Regions from separate parts of the Homo sapiens genome. Here region 1 is linked to region 2. Evidence: read pairs that join two places in POLR2A ChIA-PET (ENCODE). Cell type or tissue: MCF 10A. All regions are shown on one strand. Links, peaks and the distances in the headings refer to the core of each region. The heading gives the core; the rest is flanking DNA. Region 1 overlaps KANK3 (KN motif and ankyrin repeat domains 3). Region 2 overlaps MARCHF2 (membrane associated ring-CH-type finger 2).

Evidence for each region. ChIA-PET counts read pairs that join two places held together with the same protein. Peaks named below come from ENCODE experiments on the same cell type or tissue, not always from the same donor. Only the 100,000 strongest peaks of a DNase experiment are listed, where the experiment ranks them.
Region 1: POLR2A ChIA-PET joins it to region 2 with 5 read pairs; 15 of 35 experiments call an interaction of 5 or more read pairs at or near these places.

The regions. Positions count from the first base shown.
Region 1 is chr19:8,333,017-8,338,016 of GRCh38, forward strand. It overlaps KANK3 (KN motif and ankyrin repeat domains 3), which reads right to left. Exons shown (of 11, transcript NM_198471.3): 2 at 4,779-4,840; 3 at 1,484-2,776; 4 at 1,304-1,403; 5 at 894-1,100; 6 at 708-792; 7 at 1-214. The coding sequence starts at 4,812. Among named protein-coding and RNA genes, the nearest start is that of KANK3, 7.7 kb to the right of the region's middle. RefSeq lists silencers at 1,992-2,091, 2,252-2,441, 2,472-2,521, 2,622-2,881. In MCF 10A, for the core only: no CTCF peak of the experiment used is centred there; a DNase peak (open chromatin) is centred at 2,145.
Region 2 is chr19:8,418,480-8,429,840 of GRCh38, forward strand. MARCHF2 (membrane associated ring-CH-type finger 2) reads left to right here. Exons shown (of 5, transcript NM_001005415.2): 2 at 3,310-3,537; 3 at 8,130-8,325. The coding sequence starts at 3,362. Among named protein-coding and RNA genes, the nearest start is that of MARCHF2, 11 kb to the left of the region's middle. RefSeq lists an enhancer at 5,555-6,418. In MCF 10A, for the core only: no CTCF peak of the experiment used is centred there; DNase peaks (open chromatin) are centred at 5,232 and 5,612.

The DNA.
Region 1 (5,000 bases), core at 1-5,000, 89 kb before region 2:
TATCCAGGAGCAGGCTTGCGATGGCCAGGTTCCCGTGGGACACACTGTAGTGCAGGGCCGTGTTCCCGTTGCCATCCGCCAGGTTCACCACGTGCGCCAGCAGTTCGGGTCCCAGGCGCCTCACCCCTTCCAGCATCCTGGCCACGGGCTCCGCCTGAGAGCGCCGCTGGCTGGACACTCGAAACCACTCCTGGGCCACGAGGCGCACTGCGCCCTGCAAGGGACAGGGGCCAAGATAACATCGGCGATGGTCCACGGCGGCGCCGTGGTGGGGGAGCTGGGGAGGGGCGGGACTGGGAAGAGACCCATTTGGCGTTTCCAGGCAAGTAAGGAAGGTCACTCCTCGTCCAGGTGGGGAGCCATGCGAACCCAGATGGAGGGCTGGGGCCACACCCCTATCGGAGGGCAAACACGGGGGAAGGGGGTCCTTTCCTTCCAGGGAAGAATTTGCGGGAGAACATGGAACGGGGAAAGGCAATGAACGCTTGCCCTTGGGGAGTCCGGGAGTGGGGCTGGGGCCGGGCCTTTTTGGGGAAACCAAGGAAAGATCGGCGCTGTCCTGGGAAGGAGATCCCTTCGGAGAGCCTGGGGTCAGGCGAGGTGCCTGGCGGGAAGGGATGGAACCCGGTGTGCTCCCCTAAGTGGGCGTCAGAGGTCCTTGGAGGCTCCCACGCCACTCCCTGGTGCTGCGCTCCCGGGGCACTCACGCCGTCGCTGGCTACTCCGCGGGGCCGGCTCAGCTGCCGCTGCAGCGCTACGCACGCCTCCCTCAGACGCGGGCTCAGCTCGCACCTGCAGAGGAGGCCAGGAGAGACTCAGGATGGATCGGGGACAGCGCCGACCAGGAGGAGGGCAGCCGCCTCCTCTCCAAACAACTAGCGAGCGCCGCTCACCTCCCCTGTGCCACCTGCTGAGGCTCTGCCTCCGCCTCGGGCTCAGGGTCCCGGATGTCCCCGCCGCTGGGAGGGCCAGGGGTGCCCGAGTCGGATCCCCCGCCGCTGTCATCCCCGGAGCCCGAGGAGCTACCCGGGGGCTCGGCGCCACCGTTCTCGCTGTCGCCATCGCTGTCGCTGGCGTCCTCGCTGGAGGAGCTCTCGTACCTGGGGGCAGGGTGGGAGGTGTCTGCTAAACCTCCCCTGTGGGCTCGTTCTGGAGTCCTGCGATGTGGGTGTGGCCGTTCCCATTTAACGATGAGGAAACTGAGGATTGCCCAGACCACGCTGCCAGTAGAGGGGCAGAGCTGGGGTTCCAACCCCAGTCTATGTCCCGGCAGAAGCTGCCACAGGAGGGGAAAGGCGCTCACTCTCCGTTGAGGACCCCAACAAACTGCAGGCTCTTGGGTCCGGAGCTGGGTTGGGCACCAGGTGTGCCGTCTCTCTTCTTCATGATGGATTTGAGGATGCCTGGCGGGGATGAGATGAGGGCACTGAGTTCGAGTCCGGCGCCGAGTAAGCCAGGGCCCAGCGACGGGGTCGGGACTCACCCGCGGGCGCCACGGCCCTGTCTCCGTCCATGGATCCGGGCGAGCTCTCCTGAGTCAAGGAGGGCGCCTCTGCCGGGGACTCGGTCTGCGCGGCCTTTTCGGCACAGCTCCACGGGGTCTGGGTGGTGGCCTCGCGTAGCTGGGCCCGGGCCCCCGCCGCTGCCTCCTCCGCAGCCTCGCGGGCTTCCTCCAGCTCCCGCAACCGGCCCCGCAGAAGCTCACTCACCCCGCGCTGGTGCTCCAGACTGGCGCGCAGCAGCTCTAGCTCGCGCTCGGCGGCCGCAGGCAGCCCCAGCAGCGCCTCGGTCACCCACGCGTCCGCCTCCACGGTCTCGGGGGCAGCCTCCACGCCGGCCTCCCGGGTCTCCGGCACGGCCTGGGCACCCGCTTCTCGGGTCTCGGGCACGGCCTCGGCGGCCACCTCCCGGGTCTGGGGCGTCCCATCGAGACTCCCGACCTCCCCGTCGAGGACCTGGAGCGCGCCCTCGCTGCGCCCTGCAGCCAGGCCGTCTGGGCTGTCAGCCCGGGGGCTGGCCCTGGCACGGCCGCCGCGCTCGGAGGTGGCCAGGCGCTCGGTGAGCCGCCGCAGCTGGGCGAGCTTGTCCGGGCGCGTCTCAGCCTCCCCGTCCGGCTCGGGCTGCGCGCGCCCGGCCAGCAGCCGCGCCTTCTCGGCGCGCAGCGCGCGCACCTGCTCCTGCAGCTCGGGCAGCGTTCGCGCCTGGTCCTCGAGCTCGCGCAGGCGCCGCAGCGCCGCGGCCATCTGCTCGCGCACCAGCTGCAGTTGGGCAGGGCCGGGCGAAGCAGGGGCAAGGTTAGGGGCGGGGCTGCTGCGGCCGGACCCGCGTGGGCTGCGCGGGACCCCGCGGCCGGGGCTGGGCGCGCGCTCGTGTGTCTGCGCCAGCTCCAGCCGCCGGCTGGTCTCCCGGAGCGTGTGCTCGACGCGCGGGTTGCGCACGGGCGCGCGCGGCGACAGCGGCTGCATCAGGAGCCCCGAGGGCGCGCCCTGGGAGAGTATGCCCGGTGCTCCACCGTCGTCACTGGCCAGGGACTCGCTGGATGTCCAGGCGCCTGGGCTACGTGCGCCCGCGAGGCCGGGCCGGGGCGCGCGGGGACGGCGCGAGGTCGGGGGTCCCGGGGCGCGGCGGGCAGCGGGGCCACGCTCCAGCTCCTCTATGTACTTGAGGAAGTCCAGGTCCAGGTGGAAGCCGTAGGGCGTCTCCACCGAGTAGGGCGAGCTCGGGCTGCGTGCGCCCCCGGCGGCGGGGACCGGGCACAGGCGGGGGCCGCCCAGGTCTGGAGGCACGACGGGGGCACGGGGAGGGCGCATCAGAACGGGGAAACCCGGGAGATACTAAACAAACCGAGCGTGTCCCCCACCCATGCCCACGCTTCACACCTATCTGTACCCAAGTATTAACTCAATCGCTTGTTTAATGAGCACCTACTCTGTGCTAAGCAAGTTTCTAGGCCCGGGGGACACAGCAGTGAGCAAGACAAACATCCCTGTCCTCCTGTAGAAAGCAGATAAGCATCCTTCCAAACGATGCCTACGGCAATGGTAATAATAACAGGGAATAAACGGAGGAGGCCCGATTTAGCGTTTGGTTGCCAGGGAAGCTTTCCTGTGAGGGGACTTTCCTGTGGAGTGGAGCCCTGGCCCGGCGTGTGGTTCGCGCCTGTAGTCGCAGCATTTTGGGAGGCCGGCACAGGCGGATCACCTGAGGTCAGGAGTTCCAGACCAGCCTGGCCAACATGGTGAAACCCAGTATCTGCTAAAAATACGAAAATTAGCTGGGCGGTAGTGGCGCGCGCCTGTAATCCCAGCTACTCCGGAAGCTGAGGCAGGAGAATCACTTGATCCTGGTAGGCGGAGTTTGAGGTGAGCCGAGATCGCACCAATGCACTCCAGCCTGGGCGACAGAAGAGAACCTCTCAAAAAAAAAAAAAAGTAGCCCTGGCCGGGCGCAGTGGCTCACGCCTCTATCTCAACACTTTGGGAGGCCGAGGCGGGTGGATCGCTAGAGCTTAGGAGTTCGAGACAAACCTGGGCAACAAAGTGAGACCCCATCTCCAAAAATATATATATACACATATACATATATATACATAGCTGTGCATAATGGTGAGCTACTCAGGAGGCTGAGGTGGGAGGATCACTTGAGCCTGGGAGGCAGAGGTTGCAGTGAGCCGAGATTGCACCACTGCACTCCAGACTGGGTGACAGAGTGAGACCCTGTCTCAAAAAAAAAAAAAAAAAGGTTGGCGAGGGGAAGCCCTGCACGATGAGGAGGAAGCAGCTGGGAAAAGGTTTCTAGAAGAAAACAGCCCATGGAAATACCCTGGGGTAGGAGGGAGGAGGGTCAGCTGGAGTCACAGCGAGATGGAGACCAGGGTGTCCCGAGCAGAGTAAAGAAGGCAGGGGGAAGAGGAATGGACGCACAAGGGCCACACTTCCCTGGTTTGAGGGCTACCTGGGGTGGCAGGGGGTATAGTCCACTTGCGATTAGTGCCATAGGTGGGGTGTTTTTTGTTTTGTTTTTTTCTTTTTTTTGAGACGGAGTCTTGCTCTGTTGCCCAGACTGGAGTGCTGTAGTGCGATCTTGGCTCATTGCAGCCTCTGCCTCCCAGGTTCCAGCAATTCTCCTGCCTCAGCCTCCTGAGTAGCTGGGACTACAGGCACGCGCCACCATGCCTGGCTAATTTTTTTTTTTTTTTTTTTTTTGAGACGCAGTCTCGCTCTGTCGCCCAGGCTGGAGTGCAGTGGCACAATCTCTGCTCACTGCAAGCTCCGCCTCCCGGGTTCAAGCCATTCTCCTGCCTCAGCCTCCCGAGTAGCTGGGACTACAGGGGCACCACCATGCCCGGCTAATTTTTTGTATTTTTAGTAGAGATGGGATTTCACCGTGTTAGCCAGGATGGTCTTGACCTCCTGACCTTGTGATCTGCCCGCCTCGGCCTCCCAAAGTGCTGGGATTACAGGCATGAGTCACCACACCGAGCCGTGCCTGGCTAATTTTTGTATTTTTAGTAGAGACAGGGTTTCACCATGTTGCCCAGGCTGGTCTCAAACTCCTGATCTCAAGTGATCCGCCCACCGTGGCCTCCCAAAGTGCTGGGATTACAGGCATGAGCCACCGCACCCGGCCATGATTGATGCCATAGGTGGTTTAAAGCAGGCTCATGACATTGGAGAGGACTGCACTCTAGGGCTGTAGGCTGCGTCCACACACAAGGGCATCAAGCGTTTCTCTGTGCATGCGCACACACACACACATCTCTCTTTTTGCACACTCACCGGGCAGGTTCTGATTCAGGGCAAACTTGGCCATGTTTCCTGCAGCAGCTGTCAGAGGCACCCTGCAAAAGGGGTGAAGGTGGGGCTGGGCGCTGTCCCTCTGGCTGGAGCCTCTGGGGCCTGCCTTTGAGTCTAAGCAAACAGGACCCAAGAGCTCTCCTCCACCCAGCCACCTCCCTCCACACATGGCCTCTCCTTCCTCTTCCCTAAAGAAACCTTGAA
Region 2 (11,361 bases), core at 3,538-8,537:
AGCTCAGATTTGTTTTTTTGTTTGTTTGTTTGCTTGCTTTCTTTTGTTCTGTTTTAGAGACTGGAGACTGGGTCTTGCTCTGTTACCCAGGCTGGAGTGCAGTGGTGTGATCATAGCTCACTACAGCCTTGAACTCCTGGGCTCAAGAGGTTGAGGCTCCCTCCTCAGCCTCCCAAGTAGCTGGGACTACAGGCTTTCAGCACCATGCCTGGCTAATTCAAAAAAACCTTCAGAGAGATAGGGTCTCTCTATGTTGCCCTAGCTCGTCTCAAACTCCTGGCCTCAAGTGATCCTCCTGCTTGGACCTCCCAAAGCGCTGGGATTACAGGTATGAACAACTTCCCCTGGCCCAGGGCTCGGATTTTGATTGGCAGTTTACAAGCTGACTTGGGGTGGGGGTGGGAATACTTCGCTGAGTACTTGATTGCCTCTCTTGCTTGGACTTTCTGAACACTTTAGGGGCTGCAGGGGCTCTGGACATTGTAGCTCTTGGGGGTTGGACAAGCTGGGAACAGAGATCCTTGGCTCCAGGGCACCTGTATTGGCTTCAAGGAGGTCTCCAGAAAGGGCCCTTGTTTCTTCAATGAAATTCTCTGCCGGGCCGGGTGCAGTGGCTCACACCTGTAATCCCAGCACTTTGGGAGTCCGAGGCAGATGGATCACCTGAGGTCAGGAGTTTGAGACCATCCTGGCCAACATGGTGAAACCCCATCTCTACTAAAAATACAAAAATTAGCCGGGCGTGGTGGCTCATGCCTGTAATCCCAGCACTCTGGGAGGCCAAGGCAGGAGGATCACAAGGTCAAGAGATCAAAACTATCCTGGCCAAAATGGTGAAACCCCATCTCTACTAAAAATACAAAAATTAGCTGGGCATGGTGGCGCATGCCTGTAGTCTCAGCTACTCAGCAGGCTGAGGTAGGAGAATCATTTGAGCCCGGGAGGCGGAGGTTGCAGTGAGCCAAGATCGCGCCATTGCACTCCAGCCTGGGCAACAGAGCCGGACTCCATCTCAAAAAATAAATAAATAAAATACAATAAAAATAAAAATAATTGGCCGGGCGCGGTGGCTCACACCTGTAATCCCAGCACTTTGGGAGGCCGAGGCGGGCGGATCACGAGGTCAGGAGATCGAGACCATCCTAGCTAACACGGTGAAACCCCGTCTCTACTAAAAATAGAAAAAATTAGCCGGGCGTGGTGGCGGGCGCCTGTAGACCCAGCTACTCGGGAGGCTGAGGCAGGAGAATGGCGTGAACCCGGGAGGCAGAGCTTGCAGTGAGCTGAGATCAGGCCACTGCACTCCAGCCTGGGCGAAAGAGCAAGACTCCGTCTCAAAAAAAAAATAAATAAATAAATAAATAAAAATAAAAAATAAAAATAAAAATAAAAATAATTGCCGGGCGCAGTGGCTCACACCTGTAATCCTAGCACTTTGGGAGGCTGAGGCAGGTGGATCACAAGGTCAGGAGATGGAGATCATCCTGGCTAACATGGTGAAACCCCGTCTGTACTAAAAATTCAAAAAATTAGCCGGGTGTGTTGGCGGGCGCCTGTAGTCCCAGCTACTCAGGAGGCTGAGGTAGGAGAATGGTGTGAACCCAGGAGGTGGAGCTTGCAGTGAGCTGAGATCGCGCCACTGCACTCCAGCCTGGGCGACAGAGTGAGACTCCGTCTCAAAAAATAAATAAATAAATAAATAAATAAATAAATAAATAATTAGCTGAGTGTGGTGGTGGGCCCCTGTAATCCCAGCTACTTGGGAGGCTGAGGCAGGAGAATCGCTTGAACCCGTAAGGTGGAGGTTGCAGTGAGCCGAGATCATGCCATTGCACTCCAGCCTGGGCGACAAGAGTGAAACTCCATCTTAAAAAAAAAATAAATAAATATAAATAAAAATACAAAAACTAGCCAGGCATGGTGGTGCATGCCTGTAGTCCCAGCTACTTGGGGGGCTGAGGCAGGAGAATCGCTTGAACCCAGGAGGTGGAGGTTGCAGTGAGCTGAGATCGTGCCACTGCGCTCCAGCCTGGGCAACACAGCGAAACTCTGTCTCAAAAAAAAAAAAAAAAAAAAGAACTGGTTCTGATACCTTATCTGGAAAGGTGATATTAGTTGAAAGGTGGTCCTGGCCCTGGAGGCTTTGAGGGTAAGAGGAGGCCTAGCTTTTCTTGTCTTCTCTTTTTTAGAGACAGGTTCTCACTCTGTGGCATAGGCAGGAGTGCTGTGGGCACCGTCATAGCTCACTGCAGCCTCAAACTCCTGGGCTCAAGTCATCCTCCCACCTCAGCCTCACAAGTGGCTGGGACTATAGGCTTGTGCTACCATGCCTGGCTAATATTTTTGGTTTTCTTTAGTAGAGCCAGGGTTTCACCATGTTGCCCAGGCTGGTCTCAAACTCCTGAGCTGAGGCAATCGGAGGCAGGCGGATTGTCTTGAATCCAAAGTGCTGGGATTACAGGTGTGAGCCACTGCTCCTGGCCTAATTTTCTCATTTTTTATAAAGATAGAGTCTTGATGTGTTGCCTAGGCTGGTCTCAAACTCCTGGGGCTCAAACAATCCTCCTACCTTGGCTTTCAAAGCACCGGGACTATAGACATGAGCCACCACACCTGGCCAGGCCTAGCTTTCCTGTTTTTTTTGGGTTTTTTTTTTTTTTTGAGACAGAGTCTTGCTCTGTCGCCCAGGCTGGAGTGCAGTGGCGTGATCTCGGCTCACTGTAACTTCCCCCTCCTGGGTTCAAGCGATTGTCCCGCCTCAGCCTCCCAAGTAGCTGGGACTACAGGCGCGTGCCACCAAGCCTGGCTAATTTTTTGTATTTTTAGTAGAGATGGGGTTTCACTGTGTTAGCCAGAATGGGAAACCTAGCTTTTCTTTTTTTTTTACTTTTTTCTTTCTTTTCTTTTTTTTTTTTTTTTTTGTATTTTTAGTAGAGACAGTGTTTCACCATGTTGGCCAGGATGGTCTTGATCTCTTGACCTCGTGATCCACCCGCCTCAGCCTCCCAAAGTGCTGGGATTACAGGCGTCAGCCACCGCGCCTGGCCAGGGAAGCATAGCTTTTCTTAGGAGAGTGAGAAATAATACAACCCAAGCTCCTGCTGTATACCAGCCTTGTGCTGAGTTACATGCATCGTCTCCTTGAATCCTCACTGGCCCTACAGAGGCCCATTTTACAGATGGTGCAAACTGAGGCTCAGAGATGTAAATGGTCTAGTGGTCCCTACAGCCTTGACAAGAGGGGACTCAAACCTTAGTCCGTCAGGCTCATTAACCTTGCCCCTAACCTCCGCACTGGCCTGTTCCCAGGCTCCTGGAACCATGGGCCTCAGGCCCTGAGGATACGGGGCTCCCGGTGGCCATGACGACGGGTGACTGCTGCCACCTCCCCGGCTCCCTGTGTGACTGCTCCGGCAGCCCTGCCTTCTCCAAGGTCGTGGAGGCTACGGGCCTCGGACCGCCCCAGTATGTGGCACAGGTGACTTCAAGGGATGGCCGGCTCCTCTCCACCGTCATCCGTGCCTTGGACACACCGAGGTGAGTGGTGACTGCGTGGATATCCTGGCCTTTGTTGCCTCTTCTCTCTGGGCGCAGTGAGTTTCTCCCAGCCTGGGGTTAGAAGTCCAACCGTTGACAGAGGGCCAAGTGGGTAAATAGAGAAAGAGACACAAACAGTTATCGCCTTGTGGAAACAGAGGCCTAGCTTTGGCCGGGTCTGATTCTTTAGGAAAAGCTGAAATTCCAGATTATTATGTGAAATCTGAAGGTCAAATGTTGTCAAGTAACACACTTTTGGGAGGCAGTATAGGGGGCGGTCAGGAGTGCAGGCTGTGGGCTCAGTGCCTCGGCCCTGACCCTGAGTGGACACCTCTCTCTCTCCCAGAGTGACCTGGGACAAATTACTTCACCACTGTATCTCTCTTTTTTTTTTGAAACAGAGTCTCATTTTGTTGCCCAGGCTGGAGTGCAGTGGCGCAGTCTCAGCTCACTGAAACCTCCGCCTCCCAGGTTCAAGTGATTTTCCTGCCTTAGCCACCCGAGTAGCTGGGATTACAGGCACCCGTCACCACACCTGGCTAGTTTTTGTACTTCTAGCAGAGACGGGGTTTCGCCATGTTGGCCAGGCTGGTCTCAAACTCCTGACCTCAGGTGATCTGCCCGTCTCGGCCTCCCAAACTGCTGGGATTATAAGTGTGAGCCACCGTGCCCAGCCTCTTTTTAAATTTTTTTTTTTTTTTTTTTTTTTAGAGAGTCTTGCTTTGTCACTCAGGCTGGAGTACAGTGGCGTGATCTCGGCTCACTGCAACCTCCGCCTCCCGGATTCAAGCGATTCTCCTGCCTCAGCCTCCTGAGTACCTGGTTCTACAGGCACGCGCCACCACACCCAGCTAATTTTTGTATTTTTGGTAGAGATGGGGTTTCACCATGTTGGCCAGGCTGATCTTGATCTCTTGACCTCATAATCCACCTACCTCAGCCTCCCAAAGTGCTGGGATTACAGGCGTGAGCCACCGCGCCTGGCCGTGCTCAACAAATATTAAGGCTTTTTTTTTCCTCTCTTCTCTGAATTTGTTTTTTTGTTTTGTTTTGTTGTTTTGGAGACAGAGTCTCACTTTGTCACCCATGCTGGAGTGCAGTGGCATGATCTCAGCTCACTGCAACCTCTGCCTCCTGGGTTCAAGCGATTCTCCTGCCTCAGCCTCCCAAGTAGCTAGGATTACAGCCCCCCCGCCCCGACCATGCCCGACTAATTTTTGTATTTTTTTAGTAGAGACGGGGTTTCACCATGTTAGTCAGGCTGGTCTCCTGACCTCAGATGACCCACCCACCTCGGCCTCCCAAAGTGTTGGGATTACAGGCATGAACCACTGTGCCTGGCCTCTTCTCTGAATTTGCTCTCCCAAACTTTTTCACAGTTTCCCAGAACAAGCTCCAAACTGACATGATTCTTCCTCAAGATTCTCGTCACTTCTGTTTCCCTGGGTTGGTTTCCGGACAAAGGGTTCCTTTTTTGTTAACTTTGTTTGTGTGTGTACTTGGGGGAGGGTGGGATCGGGGTATGGGTTCAGAAAGGAGGCAGGCAGGCATGCCCTTTTGCCATTGCAGGAGGAAATAGCAGTCCAGGGACAGGACTGTTGAGAAAGCAGCCATGAGCAGCCTGTTGGGCTCTTTTTAAAGCCGCCCAACTCCACCCCGCAGCATGAGAATCTGAGAAAAGGATAGAAAACAGTCATTTCCAGGCAGGCGTGGTCGCTCATGCCTGTAGTCCCAGCACTTTGGAAGTCCAAGGCTGAAGGATCGCTTGAGCCCAGAAGCTCAAGACCAGCCTGGTCAACATAGTGAGACCCCCCTCTCTAGAAAAAGTTAAAAAATATTAGCTGTGTGGCGTGGTGCCACCTGTAGTCCCAGCTACTCGGGAGACTGAGGCAGGAGGATCGCTCGAGCTAGGGAGTCCGAGGCTGCAGTGAGCTGTGATTGCACCACTGCACTCCAGCCTGGGTGACTCAAAAAAAAAAAAAAAAAAGAAAGAAAAAAAAATACAGTCTCTCTGAGAGGAAATTGGCGTTGTCTGGAAAATAGCTCTTCTTTGTGTGACCTCACAGTCTGCCTTCTGGCCAGAAATGTTTGGGAAACAGTGACTCATGGCTGTTTGGCCTCTGGGCCACGCCCCCTGCCTCCTGAGCTGCCCTGGGAAGGACCCGGCATCCCCAGAGACTGGGCCAGGGCTGGAGACTTTTCCGAGGCAGCTTTCTGCAGATGCTTTTTATTTCTATTTCCCCCTCACAAGGGCAGAGGAGCAGGTGAGCACTTCTCTCTGGATGCACAGGTTTCTCAGGTAGCACGGGCTTCAGGTGTGATTAGATCCAGGGGCCCGCAAAGATGTCCTTAAGAATCTACCTTTCCCAGGCCTTGCGCAGTGGCTCACGCCTGTAATCCCAGCACTTTGGGAGGCCGAGGCGGGTGGATCACGAGGTCAGGAGATCGAGACCATCCTGGCTAACACGGTGAAACCCCGTCTCTACAAAAAATACAAAAAATTAGCCGGGCGTGGTGGCCGGCGCCTGTAGTCCTAGCTACTCTGGAGGCTGAGGCAGGAGAATGGCATGAACCTGGGAGGTCGAGCTTGCAGTGAGCCGAGATCGCGCCACTGCACTCCAGCCTGGGTGACAGAGCAACACTGTCTCAAAAAAAAGAAAAAAAAAAATCTACCTTTCCCTGTCTCTTGGCTCTGCTCTCCTCTGTGCTGGCATCATTCACAGGCTCCACACAGACTAGGCAGCTGCAGGAGCTCCAGGCTTCTGTCAGCCTTGTGGCCGACAGTTCTGGAGTTTACGGGGAAACAAAGAATTTTAGGAATAGATTATCGGTGACTCTGATGGTATCATACAAGCCTGAGTTGGTTGCATGAGCAGGGGTGCGTGCTGTTCTATTTTCTTTTTCTTTTTTTCAAATGGTCTCACTCTGTTGTCCAAGCTGGAGTATAGTGGTACAATTATGGGTCATTGGAGCTTTGAACTCCTGGGCACATGTGATCCTCCTGCCTCAGCCTCCCAAGTAGCTGGGACCACAACATGTACCACCACGCCAAGATAAGTCTTTAAAAAAAATTTTGGGACCGGGCGTGGTGGCTCACGCCTGTAATCCCAGCACTTTGGGAGGCTGAGGCGGGCAGATCACGAGGTCAGGAGATTGAGACCATCCTGGCTAACACGGTGAAACCCCGTCTCTACTAAAATACAGAAAAAAAAAAAATTAGCTGGGCATGGTGGCATGTGCCTGTAGTCTCAGCTACTCGGGAGGCTGAGGCTACTCGGGAGGCTGAGGCAGGATAATCGCTTGAACCTGGGAGGTGGAGGTTGCAGTGAGCTGATATCACACCACTGCACTCCAGCCTGATGACAGAGCGAGACTCCATCTCAAAAAAAAAAAAAGAAAATTTTTTTTTTATAGAGATGAGATCTCACTAGGTTGCCCACACTGGCCTTGAACTCCTCGGCTCAAGTGATCCTCCCGCTTCAGCCTTCCAAAGTGCTAGAATTACAAGCATGAGCTACTGCTCCCGGCCTGGTGTTCTGACTGGTCCAGTATGAGGCCTGAGGTCATGAGGAGTGTTGTCTGCTCTGCCCTAGTCCTTGAGGATTTTTTTTTTTTTTTGAGACGGAGCCTCACTCTGTCACCCAGGCTGGAGTGCAGTGGTGTAATCTCGGCTCACTGTAACCTCTGCCTTCCAGGCTGAAGTGATACTCCTGCCTCAGCCTCCCCAGTAGCTGGGATTACAGGCACCTACCACCACGCCCAGCTAATTTTTGTATTTTTAGTAGAGACGGGGTTTCACCATGTTGGCCAGGCTGGTCTTGAAATCCTGACCTCATGATCCTCCTGCCTTGGCCTCCCAAAGTACTGGGATTACAGGAATGAGCCACCTCACCCAGCTGGTCTTTGAGGATTAAGAGTCGAGGATTGGGGGCCGGGTGCGGTGGCTCACGCCTGTAATCCCAGCACTTTGGGAGCCTGAGGCAGGCGGATCACAATATCAGGAGATCGAGACCATCCTGGCTAACACGGTGAAACCCCGTCTCTACTAAAAATACAAAAACACAATTAGCCGGGCGTGGTGGCAGGTGCCTGTAGTTCCAGCTACTCGGGAGGCTGAGGTGGGAGAATGGCGTGAACCCGGGAGGCGGAGCTTGCAGTGAGCCGAGATCGCACCACTGCACTCCAGCCTGGGTGACAGAGCGAGACTCTGTCTCAAAAAAAAAAAAAAAAAAAAAAAGAGTTGAGGGTGGGGAAGTTGTGCAGGACAATCAGGGTGGGTATTTTAGGGAAATTTGGAGAGGACATGGGGGCGGGTATAACAGATGCCCATCTTGGGTCTGAGAGGGTGCTGCAGGGTCCCTGGGAAGGGAACACATCACTCCACCTGTGGGAGTCTGGGAAGGCTTCGCAAGGTTACCTTCCCTGCATCTCCTTCCCAAAGGGAAGGACATTTAGAGCTGGGCATTGAAGGATGAGTAGGAGTTCACTAAGTGGCAGCATGGGGTAAGGGTGAGCTTGTGATCCAGTGGGTAGTGAAGCAGGTATAGACAGAAAGCCCAATCATTGCTCATGGGTCCTATCTCTGTGTCCAGTGATGGTCCTTTCTGCCGGATCTGCCATGAGGGAGCGAACGGGGAGTGCTTGCTGTCCCCGTGTGGCTGCACCGGCACGCTGGGTGCCGTGCATAAGAGCTGTCTGGAGAAGTGGCTTTCCTCATCTAACACCAGCTACTGCGAGCTGTGCCACACGGAGTTTGCAGTGGAGAAACGGCCTCGACCCCTCACAGAGGTACCCTTAAGAGTCTGAGACTGCGGTGGGCAGTGGGGAGAGGGCAGACATGGGGGCCAAAGGCAGGAGCTGCCCCGGGCAATCTGGTGGTCCTCCTAGGGCAGAACTCCCTACCGCCCCTGTCCACCAGGTGGGTCTGCTGATGGTGTGTCAGAAACCAGGCCTAGGGTTTAAGAGCTCCCAGACCCATTAACCTCTCCCTGTTTTCATTCAGTCTTTCTTCTTCTTCTTTCTTCTTCTTCCTTCTCCTTCTTCTTTTTTTTGAGACAGAGTCTAACTCTTGTCCAGGCTGGAGTGCAGTGGTGCGATCTCGGCTCACTGCAACTTCTGCCTCCCAGGTTCAAGCGATTCTTCTGCTTCAGCCTCCCAAGTAGCTGGGATGACAGGCGTGCGCCACCATGCCCAGCTAATTTTCTGTATTTTTAGTAGAGATGCGGTTTCACCATGTTGGCCAGGCTGGTCTCGAACTCCTGACCTCAAGTGATCTGCCCACCTCAGCCTCCCAAAGTGCTGGGATTACAGGCATGAGCCACCGCTCCCAGCCTGTGTCTTTCATTAGCAGAGATTTCCTGGGCACCTCCAGCATGCCCAGCACTCTGTTAGGCACTGGGGACCCAGCCACCAACAAGACACGTAGGGCTGGGCACTCATGGAGATTAAAGTCCAGTAACTTTAATCTGGACTTCAAAGCATCGCTTCTGATATGAGGTTACAGAAAAAAAAAAAAAAAATCAACGAAGCAACTGGTTTCTGGGAGCAATAGTGCAGTAAGGGAAAAACATGTCACAGGGGGTGGGGCAACTTGGGGTGTCAGGCAAGGCCTCAAAAGGAGGTGAACCCCCCAGCTGAGGCCTGAGAGATGAAAAGGAACAAGCTGCCGGGCGCGGTGGCTCATGCCTGTAATCCCAGCACTTCGGGAGGCCGAGGCGGGCAGATCACTTGAGGTCAGGAGTTCGAGACCAGCCTGGCCAACATGGTGAAACCCCGTCTCTACTAAAAATACAAAAAATACAAAAAAAAAAAAAAAAAGTCCAGACACGGTGGCTCACGCCTGTAATCCTAGCACTTTGGGAGGCCAAGATGCATGGATCACCTGAGGTCAGGAGTTAAAGACCAGCCTGGCCAACATGGGAAAACCCTGTCTCTACTAGCTATACAAAATTAGCCAGGTGTGGGCTGGGCACGGTGGCTCATGCCTGTAATCCCAGCACTTGGGGAGGCCGAGGCGGGCGGATCACGAGGTCAGGAGATCAAGACCTTCCTGGCTAACATGGTGAAACCCCATCTCTACTAAAAATACAAAAAATTAGCCGGGCGTGGTTGCAGGTGCCTATAGTCCCAGCTACTCGGGAGGCTGAGGCAGGAGAATGGCCTGAATCCAGGAGGCGGAGCTTGCAGTGAGCTGAGATCAGGCCACTGCACTCCAGCCTGGGCGACAGAGTGAGACTCCATCTCAAAAAAAAAAATTAGCCAGGTATGGTGGTGGGTGCCTATAATCCCATCCACTAGGGAGGCTGAGGCAGGAGACTGGCTTGAACCCTAGGGAGGCTGAGGCAGGAGAATTGCTTGAACCCTAGGGAGGCTGAGGCAGGAGAATTGCTTGAACCCGGGAGGCGGAGGTTGCAGTGAGCTGAGACTAAGCCACTGCACTCCAGCCTGGGTGACAAAGCAAAACTCTGTCTCAAACGATGAGGAAAAAGCTAGGTGTGGTGGCGCATGCCTGTAATCCCAGCTACTTGGGAGGCTGAGGCAGGAGAATCACTTAAAGCTGGGAGGCGGAGTTTGCAGTGAGTTGAGATAGCGCCACTGCACTCCAGCCTGGGCAACAGATTGAGACTCTATCTCAAAAAAAAAAAAAAAAAAAAAAAAAAAAAAAAAACCAAGGCTGGACGTGGTGGCTCACAATCCCAGCACTTTGGGAGGCAGAGGTGGGTGGATCACCTGAGTTCAGGAGTTCGAGACCAGCCTGGCCAATGTGGTAAAACACCGTCTCTACTAAAAATACAAAAATTAGCTGGGCATGGTGGCGGGGGCCTGTAATCCCAGCTTGAACCCGGAAGGCGGAGGTTGCAGTGAGCCAAGATTGCACCACAGCACTCCAGCCTGGGCAACAAGAGCGAAACTCCGTCTCAAAAAACAAAAAACAAAAACCCTAGAAAAGCCCCTGGCCCACCTAGGAGCCAGAGTGTAGGGAGAAAAGTGGGAGGGAGGTCCAGCCCCTTCACACACCCTCCCACACCCACTTTGGTCTCCGTGCTACAGCCACACAGCCCCCTCCCCACACATCTTGTCTAGGCCGCCTCCCCCTATCCCAGGGCCTTTGCATCTGCCGCCCCTGCAGCCTAGAGCCCCATCTCCCCCATTCTTCACGTGGTTCCTTCTGTTCATTCCGTTCTCTTCAATGTCACCTCCTTGGCAAGGCCTTGCCCCATGTGACCGTTCACCCATTTCATACCTCCACTGCCAGCATGGGAGGGCAGGGGCCCTTTCTGTCTCATCCACCAGAATTTCATGAATTAAGCCCATTTCTTGGCTGGGTGTGGTAGCTCATGCCTGTAATCCCAGCACTTTGGGAAGCCAAGGTGGGAAGATCACTTGAGGCCAGGAGTTCAAGACCAGCCTGGGCAACACAGCAAGACCCTGTCTCTACAAAAAAATCAAAGAAATGAAAGAACTTATTATTATTATTATTATTATTATTATTATTATTATTATTTTGAGACAGAGTCTTACTCTGTCACCCAGGCTGGAGTGCAGTGGCACGATCTTGGCTTACTGCAACCTCCACCTCCTGGGTTCAAGCAATTCTCCTGCCTCAGCCTCCTGAGTAGCTGGGATTATAGGTGCGTGCTACCACGCCCAGCTAATTTTGTATTTTTAGTAGAGGCAGGGTTTCTCCATGTTAGCCAGGCTGGTCTTGACCTCCTGGCCTCAAGTGATCCACCCACTTTGGCCTGCCAAAGTGCTAGGATTACAGACGTGAACCACCACACCAGGGCTTTTTTTTTTTTTTTTTTTTTTTAGCCCATTTCTTTT